3 separate regions of the Homo sapiens genome follow, and all the other regions are linked to region 1. Evidence: chromatin loops called from intact Hi-C (ENCODE). Cell type or tissue: ascending aorta. All regions are shown on one strand. Each heading gives the region's core, and the rest is flanking DNA. Links, peaks and the distances in the headings are about the cores only. Region 1 overlaps PHLDB1 (pleckstrin homology like domain family B member 1). Region 2 overlaps BCL9L (BCL9 like). Region 3 holds the start of MCAM (melanoma cell adhesion molecule).

Region 1 (5,427 bases), core at 188-5,187:
CAGGAGGCAGAGGCTGCAGTGAGCCGAGATCACACCACTGCACTCCAGCCTGGGCAACAGAGCGAAACTCCGTCTCACACACACACACACACACACACACACACACACACACACACACAAATGTTCAGAGAACACAGACACACCTGTCCCCCAACCCCAGCCTGTATCCATGATCCATCTATCTGCCCCTTGGGTAGAAGGGTAGAAGAGTCAGTCTGAGAGGCAGCAACTTCCAGGGTCACAAAAAAAAACTGAGATAGGGAACAAGGGGAAAAACCATGGATCAGTCAGATGAACCGGGGGGGTCCTGAATTTGCTCCCACTCTTTCTTGTTTTGTGACCTTAGGAGAGCTGTGCACTGCAAGTCTAGGGAGCGACCACCACCTTTCTTTCTGACTAAGCACCCTCTGCATGCTCCCTGGTCTCCCCTGGCATCAGGCCAAGACTAGGCCACCAGGCCCGGCCTCAGCCAAGCACATTCCCAGGCAGTAGACACAAGCCCAGTCCTGCCCGGGAAGTGTGAGTACCTGGAGGGGGAGGGCATGTGGGAGCTGGAAAATGTAGCCAGGGGCACCTGGAGTGTGCACAGTGGCAGATGTGCCCACAGGCGCCTAACTGTAGCTAGCAGAACTCCACCTCCCAGCCACACCAGGTGCTGGAGGGCTACTGCAGAAGATACTATGTTGGGAGAAGCCAGAGCCCTGTTGCTCTCTACCACCAATCCTTCCAATTTGTCCACACCCCTGGCCCCCGGCCTCAGCCTCCTGTCTACCCAATCTGGTGCCACTTGGCACCCCAAGCTTCACGCCAGTCTGAGCTAAGACTGGCAGAGAAGTCTACATTCCTGGACGCTGAGACAGTTCAGCTCAGGCAGGCCGCAAGGGCAAGAGGCATCCCAGGCCACGTGAGTACCTTGGCAGGTCCCTTACTGAGAAGCTCAGGAGCCTGTTCCTGGGATCCTGGGCATTGCTTGGGTTGGGGGTTTAGTAGGCTGAGAAGCCCATGGCAGATAACCATAGTGGATAAAGCCACTCACTATCCTGGCATACACAAAGGCCCTCCCAGGCAGCCAGACACCAACAATTCTAAAGGAGAGAGAGGGAGCCTTCCCTGCCAAGTCACCAATCAGAGAAGAGGATCCCAGAGTATTCAAAACTGGAATAAATAATAGCCAACCACACTGTCCACCTAATTACAACCACAGCTGTTTCAGAAAGAGCCCTGTCAAGCCCCTCCCCCTCCATTTAGCCATTTAACAAGCCTACTGGTGATGAGTTCACAGGGTCTAGACAGAGCCACTCAACCCAGGGTCGTGGGTGGTAGGGATCAGGAGCCTGACCACACAGTCCAGGCTGGGAAGGAGGCAGGGAGTCTGAGTGGATTCCAGCCCAGCAGTCCCAGGCCCACCCAAGTAGGATGTAGGCATCTAGGGATCCTCTGCCTGGGCCCCTATAGCTGTGTGTTTTCTGCCCCCTCCTCAGCCCTTCACCCTCCCCGGCATAAGGGGGTGTGGCCATGCTGCCTCTGGGCTATAAATAGTGATGCCAGGCAGCAGAGCTGGATCCGTATTAATAGAGCGGGCAGGAGGGCAGCAGGACTGAGAGCAGCCCAGCTCCTGCCCAAATTAACTTTCTATTTGCATGCAGAAGCTTCAGGCATTGCCCTGATGCTGGCCCCTACAGCCCCCAGGGGTCTGGCCAGCCTGTTTCTGGGAAGAAGCCTCCTCTCTGCCCACTCCCACCCCAACCCGCAAAGGCCAGCCCTTTCAGGGAGCCCAGGAATCCCTGCCCATCCTGCCAAAGTCATGATCAGTGTCCCCCATGCCCAGGGGGGATCAGGGTCCAGCTGTGTGCAGGTGGGTGGAGGAGCTGCACATCTGGAGGGGAAAAACTGGGCGAAGGAGAGGGTGAATCCTATCTGTGAGAGATGCAGAGGAGAAACACCAACACAAACAGGCTCACACTCATACACACTCATAGTAACACAACAGACTTATGGGCGTACATGCTCACACACTCTCAGAGCTACTGTCACTGCCCTCCTGGTCACACAAATAGAATGGATTGTCCAAAGGGAGACCGAGTGAAGGGAATATGGGAGGAAGGGCCTTGGTCCTTCCTATCAGAGACCCTCCTTGGCCATAAGGTAGACTCCCCTCATTCTAACCAGGACTCTTTAACCCCATCTGAGGGAGGTGGGTCCTAAGGAGGGGACTGCCGGAGCGCTGGAGAAGATAAGGTCTACCGGCTGAGAAGTGCCCCCAAGCCCAGAATCCCCATTTAGAAATGTTCAGGGAACACACACAATCGAGTCTCTCAGCCTCAAGCTCCCAAAGAAGGTCAGAGGACCCCATGCACCTCCTCCCGCCCACCCTCCTCAAGACGCCCCTCCCAGTCTGAGCTTCTCCAAGCTTGGCTGCTTGGGGACTGTGGCTGGCCCGGGGCTGAGGACTCACCGCCGAAACCGGACCTCCGGACCGCTCGCCCCCGCTAGCTCGGGCCCTCCAGGTCCCGGGCCCGCCCGGAGCCTTTGAGGGGGCGGGCCGACCTCCCGAGCTGCCGGCTCTAGGCTCGGAGCGAGCAGCGAGGCAGCGAGCAGCCGCCAATGCCCGGGGAGGGGCGGGCCGGCCACCAGCGGCGGGGGAAGGGAGCCAGGGAGGGAGGGACAAAGGAGAGGAGGAGGGGAAGAGGAAGTGATGGAGGAGACGAGTGGAGAGCTGGATGGAGAGGGCGGGGCGGGAGGATGCAGAAAGGGAGCCGGCTTGGGATCCTGCATCGAGGGCAGGAAGAAAAGTGGGCGGGAAGGAAAGGTTCAAGGGAGGTGACTGAGTGAAGGAAAGGTGAGAGGTAAGTACAGAGGCCAGAGTGAAGAGCCAGGAGGCAGGAGTGAGGCCAAGCAAAGGACAGGTCTCATTCCCAGCCCCCTGTGGTAAGAGGTCAGTGGCAGCTGGGCTGGCCGGCCCTGACTGGCTGTAGTACCTTGGGCCAGTCACACCCTCTGGCCTCGGCTTCCTTATCTACAGAAAGTCAACTCTGACATTCCATGGGTCCATATCTGAGAGAGAGAGGGAGAGGAAAAGAGCAGGGGCTCTACAGGATCCAGCTAGGTCACTGGGTCCTGCTCTGGCCCTCAGGCTGCCACTGTAACAAGGTCACCCTGGGCTGGGAGTTCAGGCCAAAGCAGTGCTCTGTACAATGCAAGCACTCAGCCCACCTCCTGTCTCCACCCTAAACACCTCCTCTTCCGGCCCCACTCCCCATAGCTCAACTCATGACCCAGAGTGGACCAAGGCACTGCCCTTTCCGGCCAGCCCACTTCCTGGGCCCCTGGGAGCCAGCCCGCACCCCAGCCACAACATCCAGTTGTGCTAGACCCAGCAAAGAGCCCTCCGACCCCAATAAGGTACCCATCCTACTTGGGAAACAGATATCTGGAGCCCGCAAAGTCAGGCTGAGATTCTGAGTCAGGCAGGTGTTTTGTTTTGTTTTGTTCTGTTTTTTTGAGATGGAGTTTCATTCTTGTTGCCCAGGCTGGAGTGCAATGGTGCGATCTCGGCTCACTGCAACCTCCGCCTCCGGGGTTCAAGCGATTCTCCTGCCTCAGCCTCCCATAGCTGGGACTACAGGCATGCGCCACCACACACCCAGCAAATTTTGTATTTTTAGTAGAGATGGGGTTTCTCCATGTTGGTCAGGCTGGTCTCGAACTCCCGACCTCAGGTGATCTGCCCGCCTCGGCCTCCCAAAGTGTTGGGATTACAGGCGTGAGCCACTGCACCCGGCCCAGTCAGGTATTAATACCTACCATCCAGCCAGGTCCCCCAGAGAGTTCCTCTTGTTCCAGGGACCTGGCCCCTGCACACCAGAGCCTTACGGGACACAATGTTTTATGCTCTCAGCAGCTCACACAGCCTGACACAGTGTCTCTCAGATACACACCAACACTTGCTCAGTCACACTGACACTACTTCATCTCTGCATGCTCTGAGTCACACAGACACCCTCATTAAACACACTGTCTCTCACACACCTTTATTCTCATGCACACATCCCCCAGACAACTCCTTTTAGTTACACACTCACCCAGGCATAGCTTTCCTTTCACTTAGTCCCTGGAGAAACTCTGAAATAAAATCAACCTCTTAGATGAATAATCAGGCAAGTTTTCCATTCTTGCTAAACAGCCCACTAGCCCACTCACCCATGCTGCCAACTATATGCATACACATGCACACGCTCACATGTGCACACGTATCTTATTCCCTTCTGAGGAAAAAGGAAGAACCATATAGGGTCAAATGCAAAATGAAGGGAGGCTTTAAAAAAAATCTCCTCAGGAAGAGTGATTCATCGGTCTGGAAACTGTGAGGGCCAGCTGGATAGACCTAGGCAGACACAGAGGATGCCCGCCAATGAGAAATAGGGCAGGAGGCAGACACAAAGAAGTGGGAAGCTGGGAGCCTTGCTCTGCCCTCCTTCTTTTGAGCTTTATTAGTCAAGATCGTTATCAGTCTCATAACAGAAAAAGGTTGAAGGCTTCACTCCCAATTTACAGATGGAATAACTGGGTGGGAAAAAAAAGAGGCTGAATGTCCTAGATCCCAGAGAGAGGCAGCTGGATAACCCAGAGATCCGGCTCCCCAGCCACACTCCTCTGCTGGCCCTCACACAAGCCCCTACCCACCAGTGAGAGGCTTAGGGAATGAAGGAGACTGGAGACCAGGGCTCGGAGGAAATGCTAGGAGTGGATGGGGACCTACTGTCTAGACAGCCTGGGCCCTGAGCTGGTGGCTTTCTGGGTCCTCCCCTGCTTGGTTCCCTCCCAGATCTTTCATGTGGTCTGGCGCTGTGGTCCCAGGGTGGGGCAGCCTAGACCCAGATTGAGATTCCTCCTCATTCCCTTGGTCCTATTCCCAGCTCCACCCCTTGCTCTGTAGAGAAGAGGGCAATGTGGGATGTGCCGAGATGCCTGGGTACAGGGGGTGGAATCAGGACCTTCCTGGCTCCCTCACTTCATGCTCCTATGTTCATAGCTCTGTGCTAAAGGTTGGCATCTGTTTTCTGCCTGCCTCCCCTTTCCCCTGGCCCAGGCATATTCCTGCTGGAAGAGCCTGTCACTGCCATCTCTGCTTGTCATGAAGTGTGTCTCTCCAAGTTGCCTATGGCTGGGCACAGTGCCCAGAATGATGCATCTAAGGCCAAAGCACACTCCTTGTTATTCCCAGAGTAGCCCTTGTTTTTGAAAGAGGAGGGTCCCGTCTACAAGGCCAGATTAGGGGAACAAGGTAGGGAAAATGATCGTCTTGTATATATGCTCACAGATAGGCATATGACTAGTGGGGTCTCATATACACATAGGAGTACACACACAGACATTTTGGTACCATCAGTCCTGAGTTCACCCCTGCCGCCCACTTGAACACACTGA
Region 2 (5,427 bases), core at 322-5,321, 290 kb before region 1:
ATGGTTTGAGCAGACCCCCTCCCACCCTACTGTGGGGTCCGAAGGCCGCCTCTGGCCTCAGTCTAGCTGGAGGTGGGAGCTGGAGTAGGGGGCGGTGCCTGCCTCCCTCCCCCCTCCCCGGAGAAGCCGGCAGACAGGGCCAGGCGGCAGCAGCAGGACAGCAGAGCTGAAATAAATCTGAGCTGGTGTGGAATGAGGGGGGATAAATATCCTCTCCCGTGATGTGATCTTTCCAGCGGCTATTAATAGGTCTCCGGGGAGGGGGAGGCGGCGGGGGGAGCGGGCTGGAGCTTAAAGGGCCCGCAGCCTAGGCTGCAGGAATCCTTGGCTTCAAGCTACACTCCCCATCTGCTTGACACACCGCTCCCCTCCCCCTTTCCTCCTGCTTCTGCCTGCCGGCCTGGCCTGCCAAGCCCCCCTCCTCAGGCCTTCCCCTCCAGCTGTCTGGACCAGTGGGTAGCACTCCCTGGTGTGCGTTTTCCCACTGTCCCTGGGGAATGAGACCCGGGCATGTGCAGTGACCCCAGGTCCTGTGGCCCTTCTCTGCTGGTGTTGGGACATATGGGAGTTGAGGTTTGAGACCTTGGAAGGAGTCTGAAGACAGCAGATCTTAGAAGAGAGGATGCTTAAGTCTGATACAGAGGACAGGGTTGCCACAGAAGCTTGCAGGCTGATGGGTGTTTTGGGGCTGAGGTGGGTGAATTCTGCCAACTCTAGGCCCTGGTTTCCATTCAAATTGTGGAGGCTAGGGGGTGGAGGGTTTCCCCATCTCCACTCCCCAAGGTGGATGAGGGCTTCAGCCCTTGTCTGAGGAAGCCATGGAGGGAGGTAGAGAATAGCTGGTGGTGGTCTTGAGATACCACCCCTTCCCCCCACCCTCCCCCATTGTTAGGGGAGGCAGGATGGGGTAATTAAGTTGCAGGCATGCCTAGCCCCTAGCAAGGTTAACTTTTCACATTTCTCCCACCTCCTCCCAGGTTACCCCACCCCAGGAGGAGAGAAGCTCCAGGGAGCCCGCCGCTGTCCCCCCGCGGTCATTGCCCCCCTGCCCCAGCCAAGCCAATGCACCCAGAAAATAAATTGACCAATCATGGCAAGACAGGGAATGGCGGGGCCCAATCTCAGCACCAGAATGTGAACCAAGGACCCACCTGCAACGTGGGCTCGAAGGGCGTGGGGGCGGGGAACCATGGGGCCAAGGCCAACCAGATCTCGCCTAGCAACTCAAGTCTGAAGAACCCCCAGGCAGGGGTGCCCCCTTTCAGCTCGCTCAAGGGCAAGGTGAAGAGGGACCGGAGTGTGTCTGTGGACTCTGGAGAGCAGCGAGAGGCTGGGACCCCATCCCTGGATTCAGAGGCCAAAGGTACCCCATTTCCTCATCCCTAAGACCCTAGCATCTCCCATAGTCCAAGGCTCAGATGTTCTGGGAGATCACCTCTCTGCTCCCTGCTTGTCCAGTCCTCATCCCACGTTCTTCTCCAGTATTTCTGCATGGGTACCTTTCAACACCCACCAACCAGATCATTCGGGATTGGGGTTGGCCATGATGCCACCCATGGAGGGGCCACACAGAGTGGTCGGACTTCTGGACTCCTTCCCCTCCTGCTTTCCCACCAGAGCTCCAGAAGGGGAGAGGGAGGTGCCATGGAGTGAGGAGCAGACCCCAGACCCACACACTTCCAGGAGCCTCCGTATCCCGGCTGGTGGGAGCCCTTTGGGAGCAGGCACTGGGGCCTGGAAGAGTAGCAGCAGCTCCCCCTCCCCTCCAGCCCTAATTAGAACCAGTTGTGGTTGGGGATTATGCTGTACTTGGTGTTGGGGGGGAGGGGAGACAGGCATGGGGCTATAGAGAGAAATCAGAAACAAATGGTGGCGTGGTGGGGGCCACGGGCTGGCGAAGTGCCCACCATGGCCTGGGCAGTGCCCTCTAGGGTGGGGCATCTTAGAGAATGGATCTGGGAGGGACCCTGGGTGTGGGAGAATAATGGGGCCTCTAGGCACTCACTCTTTCCTCCGTCCTGCCTGGGCAGAGGTGGCGCCGCGGAGTAAGCGGCGCTGTGTGCTGGAGCGGAAGCAGCCGTACAGTGGGGACGAATGGTGCTCTGGACCGGACAGTGAGGAGGACGACAAGCCCATTGGGGCCACCCACAGTGAGTGCCTGTCGATGCCAGGGTGCTGTAGCCCGTGATGTTCCTGGGGGATGGACTTGAGAGGACTGAGCCTGGGAAAGAAGTGAGGACTGGGAGTCCTGGATTTTTCTCTCCCATCCTACCTCTCAGACTCTGTCCCTCCCTACACTGCAACTGCCTCGCCTCTGCCTTCCAGGTGCTCAGTGACCCCCTCTCCCTAGGGACCCTAGGTGGGGCAGAGTGGAGTGGCCTCCTTCTTGGTCACGTCACCTGCACCTCTACCTGTGAATTCCTGGCCTATGCTGCCACCTACTGGTTAGTGGAGGGAGGGCGGTGAAGCGTCCAGGGACACTGGGAGCCGGGCAGTTGGCTCTGCTGTGCAAAGCCCTGCTAAGCCTGGGTGTGAGTTGCCACTTGGCCGTGTCTCTAGTGCCCTTCCCTAACCTCTAATTGACTCCTGGCAAGTACCCAGGGTGTGTCACCAGGACAAGAAGTGGGTGTGGAGGGATGCCCACTCCTCCTCTGATTCTTTTATGGATTCGCCTATATCTTGTCCTTCCATGAGTGATGGGGGAGAGCCAGATGTAACCCCTGCCCCTGGGAAGCTTGTACATATTTTTTTTCCCTCAAAGTTTACGTTTACATCTTTTTGAGGAGAGAGACATAAGAAACTAGCCAGAGAGGCTGGGTGTGGTGGCTGTCACCTGTAATCCCCAGAATTTGGGGAGCTGAAACCGGAGAATTGCTTGAGCCCAGGAGTTCAAGAACAGCCTGGCCAACATAGGGAGACCCCATCTCTAAAAAGAGAGAGAGAGAGAAAGAAAGGAAAGAAGTAAAGAAAGAAGAAAAAGAAACTAGCCAGAGACTATTAAATTGTGAACTCCTTGAAGGCAGGGACCATAGAAAGAAGAAAGAAAAGAGTACATTGGCTACTTTGCTACTCTGTTTTATTTAATCCTTACAACAGCCCTGTGAGGTCAGTGTTATCATGATGCCAATTACAGAGGAGGAGAGAGAGTCAGCAAATGTTATGGAGTGAGCAGACTATGTCTGTGACAGGGGTGTAGAGGGTCAAATACCAAACCTCTACAGCTAGCTGGAACCTCACAGACCATCCTGTATCAGTTCTCTCTCCCCCGTGGGACTAACCTGGTGGTCGCCAAGCCTCTGGCTGAACCCTTTGATGATAGAAGCCTTTACTGCTTCCCAGACCAGACACCTCCCCCCATAGCCACCACCTCCAGTTCACTTATGTCACATCAGACTGCACCATTGTAGAAACTTTGTGAGTTTTATTTATTTATTGTTTAGAGACAGGGTCTCTCTCTGACACCCAGGCTGGAGTGCAGTGGTGTGATCACAGCTCACTGCAACCTCAAACTCCTGAGCTCAAGTGATCCTCCCATCTCAGACTCCCAAGTAGCTGGGGCTCAGGCATGTATCACACCTGGCTAATTTTTGTAGAGACAGTCTTGCCATGTTGCCCAGGCTGATCTTGAACTCCTGGTCTCAAGCGATCCTCATGCCTTGGCCTCCCAAAGTGCTGGAATTACAGGAGTGAGCCACTGTGCCTGGCAAACATAGGGAAATACAAAGTAGAAATTGCTAACATCCCATACTCAAGGCGACTATTTTAGTCGTACTACCCTTAGATTCTTTTATTTATTTATTTATTTATTTATTTTTGAATCGGAGTTTCACTCTTGTTGCCCAGGCTGGAGTGCAATGGCACGAACTCGGCTTACTGCAACCTCTGCCTCCTGAGTTCAAGCGATTTTCCTGCCTCAGCCTCCCGAGTAGCTGGGATTACAGGCACCTGCCACCACGCCTGGCTAATTTTTGTATTTTTAGCAGAGGTGGAGTTTTAGCATGTTGGCCAGACCGGTCCTGAACTCCTGACCTCAGGTGATACACCTGCCTCAGCCCCCCAAAGTGCTGGGATTACAGGCGTGAGCCACCCGGCCTGATTCTTTTTTTTTTTTTTTTTTTTTGAGACAGAGTCTCACTCACTCTGTTGCCCAGGCTGGAGTGCAGTGGCACAATCTCGGCTCACTGCAACCTCCACCTCCTGGGTTCAAGTAATTCTCCTGCTTCAGCCTCCCAAGTAGCTGGGATTACAGGCATGCGTCACCACGCCTGGCTAATTTTTGTATTTTTAGTAGAGATGGAGTTTCACCATTATGGCCAGGCTGGTCTTGAACTCCTGCCCTCAAGTGATCCGCCCGCCTCGGCCTCCCAAAGTGTTAGGATTACAGGCATAAGCCACCGTGCCCGGCCTGCCCTTAGATTCTTGAAGAGTTCTTACTGGAGGGGCGATAGAACGTAGACATTGACAGGACTAGTTCTGCCATCAGGCTGCCTTCGTTTGCAACCCAGGTTATTTCTGTAAATTTGGGAAAGGGCCTCAGTTTCCTCATCTGTAAAAGTATTATTTATCTCATAGGGTTGGTATGAGGAGTAAATGAGGTTATACATGTAACATGTTAGCTTTTATCATTGTTATTGTACTAGAAAGTTCCTTGTTGGACTAAGCCCTGCCTGTCTCCCCATAGCTCGTATCCAAGAGCTACTCAGCAGCCTTCACACATTGAGGTCAGCTCTCAAGCTCCCCCGCAAATTTCTGGCTCTGCTCTTCTATGTAAAATTGGATAGATAGGGTCCAGAGCAGGGCCGTTTTGGGGTGGGTCCATCAGAGAAGAAGGTGCAGAAGAAACTTTTTCCAAAGAGGGCAGCCTGACACTGGGCCCATGGGAAGGTGGTCACTGCCCTGGCTGGATGGAGACAACTTCAGGCAATCTGTCTCCCATTAACTGAGAATGCTGGTACTTACTGTCTGCGGGCCAGGAACTGTGACTTGCTTTTCTTGGCATGCGAATGGGTCTACCCACTCACCTAGACCCGTTGTAGATTTTTTTCTACGCTAAGACTTACAGTCAAGTGTCTAACCATGGAACAAAACTTCCCTTGGTGCTGAGGGCAGCTGGTCTGTCTTGAGAGTGTTTCCAGTATGTCAGCTTTTTCTAACTGTTTTTTCTTTCTTATTTTTATTTATTTATTTATTTTTTTGAGACAGTCTCGCTCTGTCGCCCTGGCTAGAGTGCAATGGTGTGATCTCGGCTCACTGCAACTTCCACCTCCTAAGTTCAAGCAATTCTCATGTCTCAGCCTCCTGAGTAGCGGGATTACAGCCATGCGCCACCATGCCCAGTTAATTTTTGTATTTTTAGTAGAGACGGGGTTTCACCATGTTGGCCAGGCTGGTCTTGAACTCATGACCTCAGGTGATCCGCCCGCCTCT
Region 3 (5,427 bases), core at 129-5,128, 690 kb before region 1:
GGCATTGGAGGAGGGGTCGAGAAGGCTCTGAAAGACAAGCCTGGTGTGGTTTTCCAGTCATCTCTGCGTCATCAAAACGCCACCCCGGAGCATGCTCTCAAGTCACCTGGCCATCTCCAGGGTTTGCTGGCTCACCCTCCACCTCCCCCAGCGAGCAAAGGGGTGGCCCCGCTGGGCAACAGACCTCTACCCAAATCCAGGCCCCTATTTGGCACTCCCTGGTGGAGGCGCGCCAGCAGATGTGGACCCCTTTTCTGAGGCCAGGCTGCTGGGGTCAGAGTGAGGCAAGAGCACCTCCCCCTCCCTAGAGCCTTAGTTCAAGAGGCCAGAAGACCCAGGGAGAAGCCGGCGTTTTGGGAGAAGGGGAGCTGCAGAGCTCCCCACCCAAGCAGGTCTGATTTGATTCTTCCCTCAGCTATGGACCCACAATCAATAGGGCTGGGGAAGACATGGGGTGGGGGAAGATCAGCGCTGCCGGGATCCTTTCAATCATCAGGAACAGCAACAGGTTTGCAGGGTCAGGCTGGGGACCCTCGCCCATTAACTCTTTCTTCTCCCTGTTTCTTTCTCTTAGGTGAGGGGAAACTGAGTTCCAGGGTAGGCTCCAGAGTGAAGAGGGAAGAAACATGATTCTCAAGGCCCAGGTCTGGACAAGTGTGAACACCTTGGGCCTGCGAATTCAGCCCCCTCCTTCCTTTCTCTGGTCAAAGGCTAGACTTGCAGGAGCTTGCGTTTGAAGGGACAGCCCAGAAGGCATCGTCTGCACTCCCCATACAGGTACTTCTGGGTCTGTGGGACTGGCGCAGGGTTCTTCTCCCAAAGCTGCCAGCACTGAGGCTGAGGCAGTGTCAGGCCGGCGGCAGCGGCAGTGGTGCAATCGTTCTGGGAAGCGATAGAGGCCGGCCTGAATTCTCTGTGGCAAGGGAGGGGAGCCCAAGTGGGAGGCCCCTTGGGGACACCGAGGACCAGGTCCGCTACTGCTCCTCCCCCAGGAGGTCCCCTAGGGGCTACATTGGCTGGCAGGGGCTGAGCAGCGGTGAGCCTGGCTGGCTTCGACCCGGGGCGACTCCGGGCATCCGGGACAGCTTCTCCTCGCTGCCACCTCGGCCAGTCAGACCCCGAGACACCTGTCACTACCCCCTCAGCCTTCCCAAGCCAGGAGCCTGGGAGTCCGGCTCTGGCCTACCTCCGGCAGCGCTCCTAGGCGCAGCTCCCGGGCTGGCGGCGCCGGGGCCCGCCCCCTAGGGCTGCGGCGCGCGGGGCGGGGGCTGGGGGCTGCGCGGGGCGGGGCGGGCCCGGGCGCTCCGGGCCCCCTCCCCCGCCCCCCTGACGTCAGCCCCCGGCAGCCTCGAGCTGCTCACTTGGCTCTCGCCCTCCGGCCGGGAAGCATGGGGCTTCCCAGGCTGGTCTGCGCCTTCTTGCTCGCCGCCTGCTGCTGCTGTCCTCGCGTCGCGGGTGAGTTCGCTCGCAGGGGGGCCGCGCCCCGGCTAGGGGTCTGCGGTGGAGCGTGCCAGGGAGCAGAGCCAGCGGCGCGGCGGGGTCGGGGCGTTGCGTCTGGGAGGACGAGCCTCCTCCCTGGGTCCCCGATCCCCGGGCGCCTTGCGCGCGAGCAACTCTTCTTTGCAGCCAGTTTGCAGCCGGGATTCTAGAGTATCCCGGGAGCAGCACTCGGAAGGCGGGGAGGAGGCTGCTTCTGGGAACGAGAAGGGGTGGAGCTCAGCCTTTCGGGGTGCTGGGGGGTGGGTGGTCCCTGAGGTGCTCACTCTGGGGGCCCGCAATTGAAGCCGGGCAGGAGGCGCAGCTGGGGCGCATCCTCAAAGCCTGAATTCCGCGCCCGCCTGTTGCTGGAAAAGGCAGCTTCCTTCGCTGGAGGGGGTGCGCCGACCCACCCCTTCCCCCTTCTGCCTGGGCATCACGCCAGGCTGGAGGTGAGCGAGAGCGGGAGGTTCGGCGGCTCCCGCCCGAGCTGGGCGTTGGCAGGGGTTGCGGGGCGGTGTGGGTCGCCTCGCGCCTCCCCGAGTGATGGGATCATAGGGGACAGAGATGAGGGATGGAGGATTCCCATACTGGAAGCGCCCGCTGGCTTATTTTGGGGACCACATTCAGGTGGGAAGTGCGCCCGGGCACCTCGGAGCGTTTCTCCGGATCCGCCTGGTAGCAGGGCGCTCTCGGGTCCACGCTGCCCTTGTATGGCCCGCAGCGGTGTCGCGTGTTTCTCTTGGCTCCCATTCCGCCGTCCCAGCCGCTGTCCGGCTGGGGAAGGGGAGGGCTAGGCAATACCCAGCTCGCTGGCCTCATGCCCAGTGCCAACCATGTCCCTGGGGTATTCCAGGCTACTGCCTCCCAGGCTGACTTTATTTCTGGGGAAAGGGCTAAATCGGGCTCCACAGTTGCAGCCGGTCCAGCTCCACCCTGCCCTGCTCTTCTAGCTCTGGGAGGAGTCAGGGGTCTGAGGCTCTGGGTTGGAGACCCCACCTTCCACCTGCCCTCCTTGTCCGAGAGCCAAGGTAACAACCCAGGCATCCCAGAGCCCAGGCAGATGGTGTCGAGTGACATCACCTCCTCACAGGGCTGGCAGCACGCTGGCACCACTGACGTCACTCCTGCCCACTGCCTGGCCCTTGCCCTGACCCCTGGGGGAGACTCTGACCTCTCCATCCTTACCAGCTACCTAGGGTGGGGTCCGCGGGTGTGTGCGGAGTGTTCATGGAGGTGCTGCTGAGGGAGCATGAGACCGGAACTTCCGCCAGAGTTAGCCCGCTGGGGAGTGAGGGCAGGGATTTTGGAGGGCAGAGGATAGAGCAGTGGTGTCTTCCCCTGGCGGTGGTGACACAAAAGGGCCTGTGTGCCCCAGCCTGGCACATGCTTTGCATTCCCACACTCTGAGCTCACCCGGAGAGGAGGGGGCCTGGAAGGAAAGGGGCCTTCCTCTTGGCCCCGAGCCTAGGTTGCCCCTTTCTGCCCCTCTACCAGCCTCAGCTGGAGCTGTTCGGTGCTCAGTCTCTGCTCAATCTCTGCTTGGCTCCAAGGACCTGGGATCTCCTGGACGGGGAGAGGGCTGGCCCAGGTGGGGCGCGGGTCGGGGTGGGGGTAGAGCGTTCAGAGGACAGGGCCCTCTGCAGACCCTCTGAGTGGCAGGAAAAACAGCTGCAGCAGCGCTGCGAGGGGAGGGGCGGACAGCAGCCGGAGCTGACACAGCTGCGGGGGCCCCGCCTCCCTCCCCCAGGTGTGCCCGGAGAGGCTGAGCAGCCTGCGCCTGAGCTGGTGGAGGTGGAAGTGGGCAGCACAGCCCTTCTGAAGTGCGGCCTCTCCCAGTCCCAAGGCAACCTCAGCCATGTCGACTGGTTTTCTGTGAGTGCTTGGGCTCCTGCAAGAGCAGCCCGGGGAGGGAGACTCTGCCCCTCTTGTAGCCCAGGACCCTTCTCCTCCTCTGTGTCTCCTCCCATTAGGTCCACAAGGAGAAGCGGACGCTCATCTTCCGTGTGCGCCAGGGCCAGGGCCAGAGCGAACCTGGGGAGTACGAGCAGCGGCTCAGCCTCCAGGACAGAGGGGCTACTCTGGCCCTGACTCAAGTCACCCCCCAAGACGAGCGCATCTTCTTGTGCCAGGGCAAGCGCCCTCGGTCCCAGGAGTACCGCATCCAGCTCCGCGTCTACAGTGCGTGACCCTGTGTCTGCCAGCAGGGTAGTGAGGGTGGTGGGACGTGGCCAGATGTCCCCCTCATTTCTATTTTCTTGTAGAAGCTCCGGAGGAGCCAAACATCCAGGTCAACCCCCTGGGCATCCCTGTGAACAGTAAGGAGCCTGAGGAGGTGAGATGTGTGGCAGGTGGGCTGGGCAGCTGGTGCGCAGCCGCTGAGATGGGGCTTGAAGGGGGCTCGGAGGCAGGGAGACTCACACCCTGTGCTCTTTAGGTCGCTACCTGTGTAGGGAGGAACGGGTACCCCATTCCTCAAGTCATCTGGTACAAGAATGGCCGGCCTCTGAAGGAGGAGAAGAACCGTGAGTAGCCCTTTCTCCCAAAAGCCACCCTTGGGCCAGGTGTGGTAGCTCACACCTGTAATCTCGGTGCTTTGGGAGGCCAAGGCAGGAGGATCTCTGGAGGTGAGGAGTTCAGGACCACCTTGGACAACATAGGGTGACCCTGTCTCTACAGAAAATAAAAAAATTAGCCAGGCATGGTGGTGTGTGCCTGTGGTCCCAGATACTTGGGAGGCTGAGGCAGGAGGATCATATGAGCCCAGGAAATGAAGGCTGCAGTGAGCTAGGATTGCACCACCACACTCCGGCCTGGGTGACAGAGCGAGACCCCATCTCTTAAAAAGAGCTGTCCCTATGGTACTACACAGGAACTGCCTTATATTTTCATTAAGCTTTTAACTTAAAAAAATTATACAAATGGTACTTGAAAATATTTTCATGAGAATTTAAACTGACAAAAAATCTAGAAGTTTCTTCTTGCCTGAGACCCCCCCTCCCAGAAATAATCTCTGCTATCAGGGTGTGTTCTTTCAAGCCTATTTCTATGTATTTGCTCATATATAGAAATATTTCTAGAATGATATAGGCTTCTGTGTTTTATTATCTAAATCAGTCATTCTTAACCAGGGGTGATTTTGTACCCCCTCCTCCTAGGAGATACTTGGCAATGTCTGGAGATATTTTTGGTTGTCACACATAGAGGGGGTGCTACTGCCATCTAGTAGGTAGAGAGACCAAGGATGTTGCTAACATCCTATAGGGCACAGGACAGCCCCCACAATAAAGAATCAACGTGGCCTAAAACATCAGTAGTGCTGGCTGGGCTCACGCCTGTAATCCCAGCACTTTTGGAGGCCAAGGTGGGCGGATCACCTGAGGTCGGGAGTTCAAGACCAGCCTGTCCAACACGGAGAAACCCCATCTCTACTGAAAATACAAAAGTAGCCGGGCGTGGTGGCGCATGTCTGTAATCCCAGCTACTCAGGAGGCTGAGGCAGGAGAATCACTTGAAGCCGGGAGGGAGGTGGAGGTTGCGGTGAGCCGAGATTGTACCACTGCACTCCAGCCTGGGCAACAAGAGTGAAACTCTGTCTGAAAAAAAAAAAAAAAAAATTATCAGTAGTGCTGAGAAACCCTGGTCTAAGTGGTGGTGTATGGTATACATTGTTAGACAATTTCTTTTATACAATGTTTCTGGGTCAGTCTATTTAGATCAACTGATCGTTTTGCTTACTGCCAAGTTTTCCATACTACGCATAGCAGGTAGTCGAGTTCACCATTCCCCATTTAGTGGACATCTAGACGGCTGCTCGTTTTTATCATTGCAGCATTCTTTGCACACATCCTTGGATATGAGCAGACATGAAAATGTTTTTCTAGGGTTGACACTGAGCAGTAAAAGTGCTGGGTTGAAGGGTTTCCAGCTTGCATTTGTACCTGGCCTTCT

Evidence for each region. Hi-C counts contacts between places; a loop is a spot of excess contacts. Peaks named below come from ENCODE experiments on the same cell type or tissue, not always from the same donor. Only the 100,000 strongest peaks of a DNase experiment are listed, where the experiment ranks them.
Region 2: a loop joins it to region 1, with 2.1 times the contacts of the local background. A loop is called at or near these places in 4 of 110 quality-filtered maps.
Region 3: a loop joins it to region 1, with 3 times the contacts of the local background. A loop is called at or near these places in 2 of 110 quality-filtered maps.

What each region holds. Positions count from the first base shown.
Region 1 is chr11:118,618,567-118,623,993 of GRCh38, reverse strand. The region is part of intron 4 of PHLDB1 (pleckstrin homology like domain family B member 1); the gene reads right to left. Among named protein-coding and RNA genes, the nearest start is that of PHLDB1, 14 kb to the right of the region's middle. RefSeq lists a silencer at 2,558-2,647. In ascending aorta, for the core only: no CTCF peak of the experiment used is centred there; DNase peaks (open chromatin) are centred at 853, 2,723, 4,393, 4,923 and 1 weaker place; H3K4me3 peaks cover 4,297 bases; H3K27ac peaks cover 4,994 bases.
Region 2 is chr11:118,904,206-118,909,632 of GRCh38, reverse strand. It overlaps BCL9L (BCL9 like), which reads left to right. Exons shown (of 10, transcript NM_001378213.1): 4 at 978-1,363; 5 at 2,031-2,150. Among named protein-coding and RNA genes, the nearest start is that of MIR4492, 3.8 kb to the left of the region's middle. RefSeq lists enhancers at 1-372, 2,101-2,170. In ascending aorta, for the core only: CTCF peaks have their summits at 2,242 and 2,454 (motif pointing left); a DNase peak (open chromatin) is centred at 2,442; H3K4me3 peaks cover 1,153 bases; H3K27ac peaks cover 5,000 bases.
Region 3 is chr11:119,313,063-119,318,489 of GRCh38, reverse strand. It overlaps MCAM (melanoma cell adhesion molecule), which reads left to right and starts at 1,360. Exons shown (of 16, transcript NM_006500.3): 1 at 1,360-1,455; 2 at 3,227-3,351; 3 at 3,450-3,657; 4 at 3,741-3,811; 5 at 3,914-4,001. The coding sequence starts at 1,389. RefSeq lists a silencer at 1,022-1,081 and an enhancer at 2,674-3,369. In ascending aorta, for the core only: a CTCF peak has its summit at 2,824; DNase peaks (open chromatin) are centred at 1,009, 1,429, 2,269 and 2,719; H3K4me3 peaks cover 5,000 bases; H3K27ac peaks cover 5,000 bases.